Linked DNA regions of Homo sapiens: region 2 is linked to region 1. A link is an interaction called in ENCODE POLR2A ChIA-PET data of the cell type or tissue named here. Cell type or tissue: A673. All regions are shown on one strand.

Region 1 (5,000 bases):
ATTAAATACTAAATTCCCACAATAGGAAATACAGCTATAGCCCTAGATGAAATGTGCAGCCAGTAAAGCTGATGATAATGGAGACTATTTAATAACATGGGATAAAACCTGAAATATTAGGTTGTTTGTAAAAAATAGTATGATATTATAAATACAGTTATCTGTGTTGAAATAACAAATAGGCTGGACACAGTGGCTCACACCTGTAATCCCAGCACTTTGAGAGGCCGAGGCAGGCGGATCACCTGAGGTCAGGAGTTCAAGACCAGCCTGGCCAACATGGTGAAACCTCATCTCTACTAAAAATACAAAAACTAGCTGGGTGTGGTGGCGCCCACCTGTAATCCCAGCTACTTGGGAGACTGAGGCAGGAGAATCACGTGAACCCGGGAGGCAGAGGTTGCAGGTGAGCTGAGATCAGGCCACTGCACTCCAGCCTGGGCGACAGAGTAAGACACCTCCTCCTCAAAAAAATAAATAAATAAATAAATAAAATAAATAAAAATTTGTTTTTGCACACTAAAACAGCTAATGAAAATAGATCAATACTAATTTAATGGTTTTTTAAGTACTTTTTTTCTTTCTTTTTTTTTTTAAAATATATTAATGAGATGAGAAAGGATAATCTACTTGGTGAAGGAAAAAAGATAGTTTGGAAAAATAGCCAAATACACTTAGGAGCCAGTGAGTAATATAGGCAAGAGATAGTTCTTGTATTTGTTGGTGGTGGCTGTAGAAAGGAGCCATGTGTTTTGGTTTTGTTTTTCATGGTGTAAATTCTTTTCACTTAGAACTTGCATTGGTTGAAAACTCTGAATTTTTCCTAGAAATACACTAGTATTTAAATGAGACTTATGCTATGGTCTAAATCTTTTACCTAGTACTGCTCTTAGCCAGGTATCAAGGGATCAATCGCAGGAACCACATATTTATAATTCATCTTGTCTCCATCCATCCATTCTTTCAGCTCTAAAACCAAGTGTTTGGTTTAGTGTTCTTGATTCCCACAGAATTGGCTGCCATTCTATAGAAAGAAGGGATAACCTTTGATACTCACTAGAGATCATTGGTTGTCCGCTGCAGATGCTATGACAACTACTGCTCAGTAGGCTTGTTCAAGTCCAGCTTATTCTTATAGAATCATAGCTGTCTCACAAAAGGTTGTCTCCAAGAAGGCACAAGACATGCATCCGCCTCATGTCTAGAAAACTGCAGCATGGCTTTCCATTTCCCTTCGTGTGCTGTCAGTAATAAACCCCTGCATGGTGATCAATCTGTGGACAATGAGAAAATTATAAAAGAACTAATCAAGATAGCAAATGACAACTTCGGTAGCTTATTGCCTAATGTTCAGAAACATCTTTCCTTGATATTTTTCTACATTTCTCAATTATTCTACCACCTCTTTTACTGCTCCCTTGGAAGACAAACATGACACTGCCCTGATAGAGTCTTGTATCATCCTTAAAAGTGCTTACATTCCCATGTGTTCTGTATAACGGTAATGTTTATATATGGTCTGGCTATTCTTGAATTTATCATTTTAAAAGGATTCAAAAATAGAATCCATTAGTGGTTACTTAATGTTTTTAGTTTTTGTTTAAAGAGTCTTTGCTTAAGTCCTGGGACTTCTTTGAACTTCTTATTTTAAGTTAATGAAATTAGAAGTCACCTTTAAATTTCACCTGAATTAATTTCTTGTTTACATTTTATAAACATTGAAGATACTAGCGTTAACACTGAAACAGTGAAAATTGTTTTCCTTAATGTTTTAAATGGCCATTTCAGAAGATCATATAAGCCTTCTCTCTTTTAGTAGCTTCACTTAACTAAATAAGTCTATCCTATATTTTAGGTATCTTCTAAATTTTAAGATATTTTGCAAAGTTCTAAAAACAAAAACAAGATTATCTTGTTTGTGACTAACCTTGTTAAGCTTTTAAATATGTTAGAAATCAAATAACTTAAGGTCTTCATGTGAACTCTACATTTTTCTGCTTTTTAAAAAATAGCCATTATCCTAAAGCAAACAAAAATCCTGTTATTAACATCCAAGCCAGAGCAGTCATGAATAGTTTTATTTGCGAACAAATAAGCTCACTCAAATCACATTAAAAATCACTCAAGGAGAATAATTTATAGGTATTGTTTTTCTACCTTTAATTTTTATTTTTCTATCTTTCAATTTCTATTTGTTCCTTTCCTAAGCATAAGTGCTCTTTTGGAGGTTTAATCAGTCAACCAGTATTTATTGGAAGTATTTTGTATGGAAGGCACTGAGCAAGCTGTTGTGAGATTCCTAAAGTATTTTAAGATGAGGTTTCTGCCCTATCTACTTAGAGAGGTAAGACATATTTACATCAACCCATAACTAATGATTCTAGATGATAAATGAGAAGTGCTAGATCATTTTTAAAAGTTTGTTTTACATACCATATAGATAAGTATTTTATTCTTCCTTTCCTTCCTGCCCTATTTAATACATAAGTAAAATTGTGGTCAGGAGAGTAAAGTAAGCTTTCAAGCTTTCTTCCTGTATGAAGAACATTATTGAGTTCCTGTTATTTTCTGTGCCAAACACTTCGCTATATTCTTTAAAATAATCTCATTTAATCCTTATAATAACTTTGTGAGGTAGGCATTATTCTCATTTTATCAGGAAATGGACTTAGAGGGCTGAAGTAACTTGTTGAAGGTCACCCTGCTAATTAGTAACGGAGCCAGGATTCCAATATAGGCCTCCTAGTTTGGTGCTTTTTCTTTTCTTTTCTTTTTTTCTTTTTTTTTTTTTTTGAGTTGGAGTCTCACTCTGTCACCCAGGCTGGGGTACAGTGGCGCCATCTCGGCTCATTGCAACCTGTGCCTCCCAAGTTCAAGCGATTCTTCTGCCTCAGCCTCCTAAGTAGCTGGGACTACAGGCGTGTGCCACCATGCCTGGCTAATTTTTGTATTTTTAGTAGAGATGGGGTTTCGCCATGTTGGGCAGGCTGGTCTTGAACCCCTGACCTCAAGCAATCCACCTGCCTCGGCCTCCCAGAGTGCTGGGATTACAGGTGTGAGCCACCGCACCTCGCCTGATTTGGTGCTTTTTCTTTGTTACTCTGTTCCACTGTGGTTCTGTTTGGTGTTGATGGAAAAAGCCATGCAAAGGAAGAACGATACTAAAAATTATAATTTTGAAAAGCAAAAGCCAAAAGGAGGAAGGGACCTTTATCCCATAGTATGAGATATTAAATGTTCTAATAGACTCTTAATAGGTTGCTTATGTATGTAAGTAACGCATCATTACTTGAGTCTATTGCCTTAACTAAGGAACATTTTAAAAGATCGTGTCTTAAAGAAGCTGGGTATAGTGGCACACGCCTGTGATCCCAGCTGCTCTGTAGGTTGAGGCAGAAGGATCACTTGATCCCAGGAATTTGAGGCTGCAGTGAACCATGACCACACCACTGGACTCTAGCCTGGACAACAGAAGGCGTCTCTGTCTCTAAAAAAAATTTTGTTATTTTATTTTTTAGAAAGATCCTATCTTTTACTAAATCTTAAATGTGAAAGTCTGGAATCCAGTGATAATAATCTTATGTTCTTATGTTTTAAAATGTGCTATGTTTTATGAATAATGGAATATTCTGTTACTACTAATAAAATTAATCATCAGTAACAGTAGTGAAACTTCAGATGGGATTAAAACCTACTTAATCTTAATATCCAAAGTATTAAAGAACTCAATATTTTAAATGTATTTAATTAGATCTCTGGCATGCTTAGAAAGACCAGGTGTTTGTTTCAAACTCCTTTCTAGTCCATAACCTTCATGATACTCTGCTATACATCTTCTGTCAATATTCTCATTAGTTAAGTATCAACTGCAGGCTTATATCTGTGCTTTGTTTTGTCAATACATCCTGGAAACTGACAGCTTTTTTGAAACTGAAATACATGTGGGGCAAAGCAGCATAAAATATGTAAGTAAACAAGACGTTCTCCTTGCTCACAGCAGCAGCCCCAAACCTGTTTCTCCTGGTAGGCTAAAGCCCTGGCCGCTTGTCTGACTCAACCTCCAGGAAATGAGTAACTGCTTCCTAGTGCCTCTACTCTGCTCCAAGCAGTAGGCATTCTTGCTGTTTCTTTAATATACTTTGTTGGTGAAGCTCATGGAACAGTGGTGTTCTTATGTAAGATCTACCAGTCAATTAAATATTAAAATACAGTTGTCTACAGCCAGGTGTTTTCAGTGTCTCCTTTACAGATGAATGGAAAAGTCATTTATATTTTGTCTTTGTTTTCAGCGTTCTTACTTCCGTACTCTTCTCATGTATGGGTTCCACTTTCTGGTGTGGTTCCTTTGTGTCAAAGGAATCAGGGACACACAGTGTGGGTTCAAATTATTTACTCGAGAAGCAGCTTCACGGACGTTTTCATCTCTACACGTTGAACGATGGTAGGTTTCTGACTGGAATGTATCCAGTCTGTCTTATGACCCAGCCATCTTCTAGGTAATGAGAAACAGCCCTGTATATTTATAATGAACATGTAGATTTAAACAAAATTGACAATAATGTATGTAAACTTGATCTTGCCTTTATACTTTTCCTGAGTTGGATCTTATTTTGAAAATACACAAACCCAACAATATGGTATAAAGTTATGTGTGTTCACCTTAATTGTAGACAGTAGAAATTGAGTGGCCTGAAAACATTTTTTTTCCTTTGAAGAAAAAAGAAAAAGCTCAGAAACATCAAAACAGAATAGGGCACCCATTTTCTCTTTTCTTCCTTCTACGGAAGATAAGGTGTCTTTCCTAAGACCGATCTTTTGACCTCTACATCTCCTTCCACCTTGTCAAAACCTAATCCTGTCCATGTATTTCATCTCTTGTGTATTCAGCCTTTTCCCTTCCATCACATCTTTCCCAGAACCCTTTCCATTGACCCTGCTGTGCCCTTCCAGCTCTAGCCCTGTCTCCTTCACAAGCAACCTTCTCTTGAAAAAGTGTTTTA
Region 2 (5,000 bases), 430 kb after region 1:
ACCCTGCATACAGATACGTTGAGCCAACCAGGACCAAGGTAAAGAACTCACGTAGGTAAAAAGAAAGCCCATTAATGGATTTTAAATAACATCCCTGTTACATATATAACTCCCATTCCCACTCCATTTTGTATGTTCCGTATTTGTTTCCAGACTCTTTCCTAAATACTTCAAAAGAAAGAATTATTTATTTATTTATTATTTATTTGAGACAAGGTCTCACTCTGTCACCCAGGCTGAAGTGCTAAATACTTCAAAAGAGCCTCTTTCCCAAATAAACGCAGCCAGAGGCTGAGCACCCATTTCACGTTGATGAAAATTTCTGTGTGCCATGCACATTCACCATACACACTACATCCATAGCCAAGCTCCAAAATCCTTTGTCTTTTTTTCTGGACAAGATTGGTGCTTTGCAAGCAGAGGGGGGAAGCTCATAAATGGCCCAATGCTATAAAATAAGGCAAATAAATGTTCACCTACTATTCATTATACACAGAGAATTTTGAAAGGAACAAGTGTTAGATTTGATCTAAATAAATTACATTGATCAAACAAATTAAGAACAAAGAGGTTTCCTTGCAGCAGGAGAGGCTGCAGAGCAGGTTTGTAAGCTCTCAGTTTGGGATGGAGCTGAGTGCTTTAGATATATGGGGCTCTTCCTTCAGCATGTGTCAATCTGGGTTTTAACTGTTGTTAAGTTAAAGTTTATTAAGTTAAGAAGCATCAGCAATACCCAAGAAAGCATGAAGGTTCCAGCAGCTATGTTCAACCCATGAAAAACAGAAGCAATTTGAAAGATGGAGCTCATTTTCACAAGCAAAGCAAAGGGAAAAGCCAGTGAAGCATGGAGCCACAGAGCTAGCTGAGAGAATGGAGGTAAGGGCTGCTCCTGCAGATCCCTGTTTGCTAACAGACAGCCTAGGCCAGCGACACAGGAGCTTTCGCTGGCTGTCAGATCATTTTCAGAAGCAGCAATTCATGTCACGCTAATAGCTCAGTCTATAATTAGGCATATTTATCTAAGTCTCTGTGATCTGTCTCCTGCCTCTCTGTGCTTGGTTTCCTCCAAGAACAAATAATCCCAATGAGTTATGAGTCTCTCCAGAGTGGCAAGTGGGAGTGTGTGTGTGTGCTGAAAGCCCCGTTATCAAATGGTCTAAATGCAATCTTCTTATTGTTCAAATATGTGGGTAGAGATTGTCTCTTCTCATGGGAAGTGGATTCTTCAGTGCTTACCAGAAAGAGCTGGGAAGCAAAACACATTGTCTGCCACAAACTGACAATGATCGTGCTATTTCTGTGTCTTCCTATATTAGGTCAAAGGAGTACACCTTTGCAATTGACTTCAAGACTGCTTGAAAAGATGATAAATAAGAGCAATTAGTCAATTAACATTTTAAAATTATTTGGAAAGCCATAAAATCTGCTGCAGGTTGAAGAGCCTGAGAGTAGCTGTCTGCTTTTGTTCTTTTTCTTTATTTCAGCATATTTTGCAATTCAAGAAGTAAGACATTATCATCAGGTGGACTGATTCATCATGCATGGGCCAGTAAGGCAATTGGAAGAAAGTTGGGTGTCCTAGAATTTTACTGGGCCTTAATCAGCTTGATTCTCCATGTCTGTGGGATCCCTGGTGAGGCCCTCCTGCCAGAAGACTGATGCAAAAGACCGCCCTTTGTACTTTTCTCATTTTCCAGGGAAGCTGTGGCATCAGCCAGCTATTGCCTGGCTTGTTGCTCCCTGGGAAATAGTTTTCCTGCACAAATAATGTGCACCCTCTAAATTCTAACTCCTCTGCTAGGGCTTTACATCATTCTTGTAGCAAGTATGTAGTACCCACCAACCCAGGCTGCCAGTCAGAAGAAGATGCAATAATTATAAGCTGCACCAGATAGATGCTTTCTAGAAATAAAGATTGGAATCCACTTTTTAAAAACAAATATCTTTGGTTGCTTACTCTGACACACCAGCTCCTTTAATATTCAGAAAAATCCTGAAGATAAATATTTTCACATCCTCATTTTCCAAATAAGTAAATGGATGCACAGTAAGGTGAAGTTACTGGCCCAAAAAGCCACAACTAATATGAGGCTTCAGTAAGTTTCAACCCCTGGTCTGCTGTGTTTACAGCCTGTGCTACTTTGTCACACTGTCACAGAGTCTCAACCCTTGGTTTCTGTCTAAGCAGGCTGCCTCTTCTAACTGAAACAGAAAGGTATTTGCACTGAGCTTTTGCTGACTGATATGGAAGAATAAAATGTTAGTAATTTGTATTTCACGAGTCCATAGCTCCTTTTATCCAGATTATAGGCCATTTTCTACCCTTCCTATCGAAGGCAAAGGACTCTGGATGAAGTTGAATGTTATTCTTATGAATCACATACACACATAGAATCAGGTCGTATGCATCACTTTCATGAAGCTTACATTTTCTATTCAATTGACCATTGGACTGTATCAGAAACTCCTGCTATTGAAGTCAAGCCTAGATGAGCACATCATATTAAAAACCTGATAAACTGTGCACATTCACTAAATTCTAATGTGCCCCAGTGGGACTTCCTGTGTATGACAAGCTGCTCATTTCTCATGGAACTCTGAAGCTGGATAGACTGGAAATGCAGAAGTCAAGCAGCCCAAGAGATTTATATAAGACAACAGCATCAACCTCTTCCATTACATCTTTGTTAGGGCTTTTACTCAAGCTGCAAAACATATTTGTATGACTTTGATATCCAATTCATTCTCCTCGCATCCACTATTGACAAAAAGACAGACGGCAGAAGAAAATACACAAGAAAACAAAGAACTAAGTCAGTGTTTCTCCAAATGTGGCAGCGACCCCTATTTCATCATCCCATGATGTGCCTGCTAGAAACTCAGGTTTCTGGGCCCCACCCAAGATTTAATGAACCAGAATCCCTGGGGCAGGCCTAGGAATATACATTTTAATAAGCCTCTGAGATGATCTCTAACTCTTGAAAAATTTGTGAACTATTGAGAAATAGTCAGCAAGCTCAGTACTAAGTCCCTATATTAATTAATAAATGAAAATATTTTTTAAAAGATTAGAGACATTGGTAGTGCCAAATTATACCAGTGCTTAAGATCTTTTGTGTCTTTAAAGAATAATGACTTAGTGTTATTAAAATGATACACGCTTAATATTTAAAATTTGAGTGAGAAGATCTAAAAAAATTGGAGACGTCTGCGTACATGGATTGAAATATGGAACTCAATATAATAAAGATGCCAATTGTTCCCAAATGATCTATAGATTTTATGCAAATCCTAGCAAAATTTCAGGAGGATTCTTTGTAGATATAGACATGCTGAGTTAAAAAAATGTATGGTGAAGCAAAGAAACTAGAATAGCTGAACAATTTTGACAAAGAAGAATAAAATTACAGAAATAACACTATCTGATTTAAAAGTTTACTATATAACTACAGTAACCAAGACAGTATGGGACTGGCAGATGAATAGATAGATGGATCAATGGAACAGACTGAAGAGTTCATAAATAGACCCCTGGAAGCACAACCAACTGATTTTTTTTTATATTGGTGCAAAAAATCTCAGCTGAGAAAGAATAGTCTTTTCAACAAATGGTATTGGAACAGCTGGATACTCATAGGCAAAAAATATTAACCTCAACCTAAACCTCACACAGTATCCTCACTCTGCCTCCCTTCATGTAACTTTTCACTACATTGAATATTATATTTATTGTGAAATTTTCTATCTCCCAACAGTGGAAAATAAACCCTATGAGGACATAGACTTCTTTTGTTTGGTTTACTATTGTATCTTTGTAATGTAGAACAATGTTTGGCATATAGTATAAATTCACTAAATATTTACTGAATAAATGACAAAATGAATGGACTCAGGAAAGAAAATGGAAAAAGCAACAAATTATACAATCTCAGCACCAAGATATAATTAGTGTGATAACATGATGTACACCATTGCAGACATCTTTCTTTGCATACATTAATATAGACACATGGATGATAGGAAGATGGAGAAAATGGATAGATGGAAATAATTTTACAGTAAGAGAATGACAGAAAGCCATTTTAGAAAATAAATTAATGTTATTTTAATTTAATATTTAAAAACTAGGTAAAACTGCATATAAATTAAAGTTTTCTTACCATAAGATATTAGTTTTTGTAAGGGTCCTATAGTGTTTACAAAACAATGATTGGAACATTTGAGGTTGGAGTTATTATATTTTTTAAATTATATTCTCAATTTTAGAAAGTTTCAACTGACTCCTCCCTAAAAATGATGAAAATATTTACTCTTATAATTCTTTCCACTTCCTTTTCTGCCTAACATTTTTACTTTTGCTTTGTCAAGGTCTATAACACTAAAGTAGCCATGAGTTCTACAATTGTTCAATTTTAGTTTTATGTATAAATGCAGTGCTCCATCCCAAGGATGTTACCACAGTTTCTTTATTCTGAGTTCTTTATATTGATCTCAATTGATTACATTTTGTAATTGTGTTGATTTTTTCAAAAAAGGCTATGAGTACTAAAGCCCCCAAGTTCTTTCATATTTGAAACTGTCCTCTATATCCTTTTATTCTTGAAAACAACCTAACAGGTACCACATCCACCAATAAAGGATTAACTTCTGCAGAAATTGGCCTCCTTTCATGAAAAAGCTAGAACACTGAACAAATTATATGAAACAATTATTCTCAGACATTGAACAACAGCTCAGTCAGGATAAAACTATAATCCCTGAAAGAAAATAAAAAATAAGGTGAGCCTGTGATTGCCTCACCTGGAGACAGTTTCAAGGACATAGCACAGAATAGGGGTTGATATATGTATTAGTTAGTTCTTACACTGCTATGAAGAAATACAAAAGACTGGGTAATTTATAAAGGAAAGAGGTTTAATTGACTCACAATTCCACATGGCTGGGGAGGACTCAGGAAACTTGCAATCATGGAGGAAGGCAAAGGAGAAGCAGGCACCTTC

The links. ChIA-PET counts read pairs that join two places held together with the same protein. Peaks named below come from ENCODE experiments on the same cell type or tissue, not always from the same donor. Only the 100,000 strongest peaks of a DNase experiment are listed, where the experiment ranks them.
Region 2: POLR2A ChIA-PET joins it to region 1 with 5 read pairs; 1 of 35 experiments calls an interaction of 5 or more read pairs at or near these places.

Annotation. Positions count from the first base shown.
Region 1 is chr13:36,965,016-36,970,015 of GRCh38, reverse strand. ALG5 (ALG5 dolichyl-phosphate beta-glucosyltransferase) reads left to right here. Exons shown (of 10, transcript NM_013338.5): 8 at 4,290-4,441. Among named protein-coding and RNA genes, the nearest start is that of ALG5, 32 kb to the left of the region's middle. In A673, no CTCF peak of the experiment used is centred here; no DNase peak of the experiment used is centred here; H3K27ac peaks cover 1,997 bases.
Region 2 is chr13:36,539,887-36,544,886 of GRCh38, reverse strand. No RefSeq gene overlaps it. Among named protein-coding and RNA genes, the nearest start is that of CCNA1, 110 kb to the right of the region's middle. In A673, a CTCF peak has its summit at 2,527; a DNase peak (open chromatin) is centred at 2,556; H3K27ac peaks cover 2,551 bases.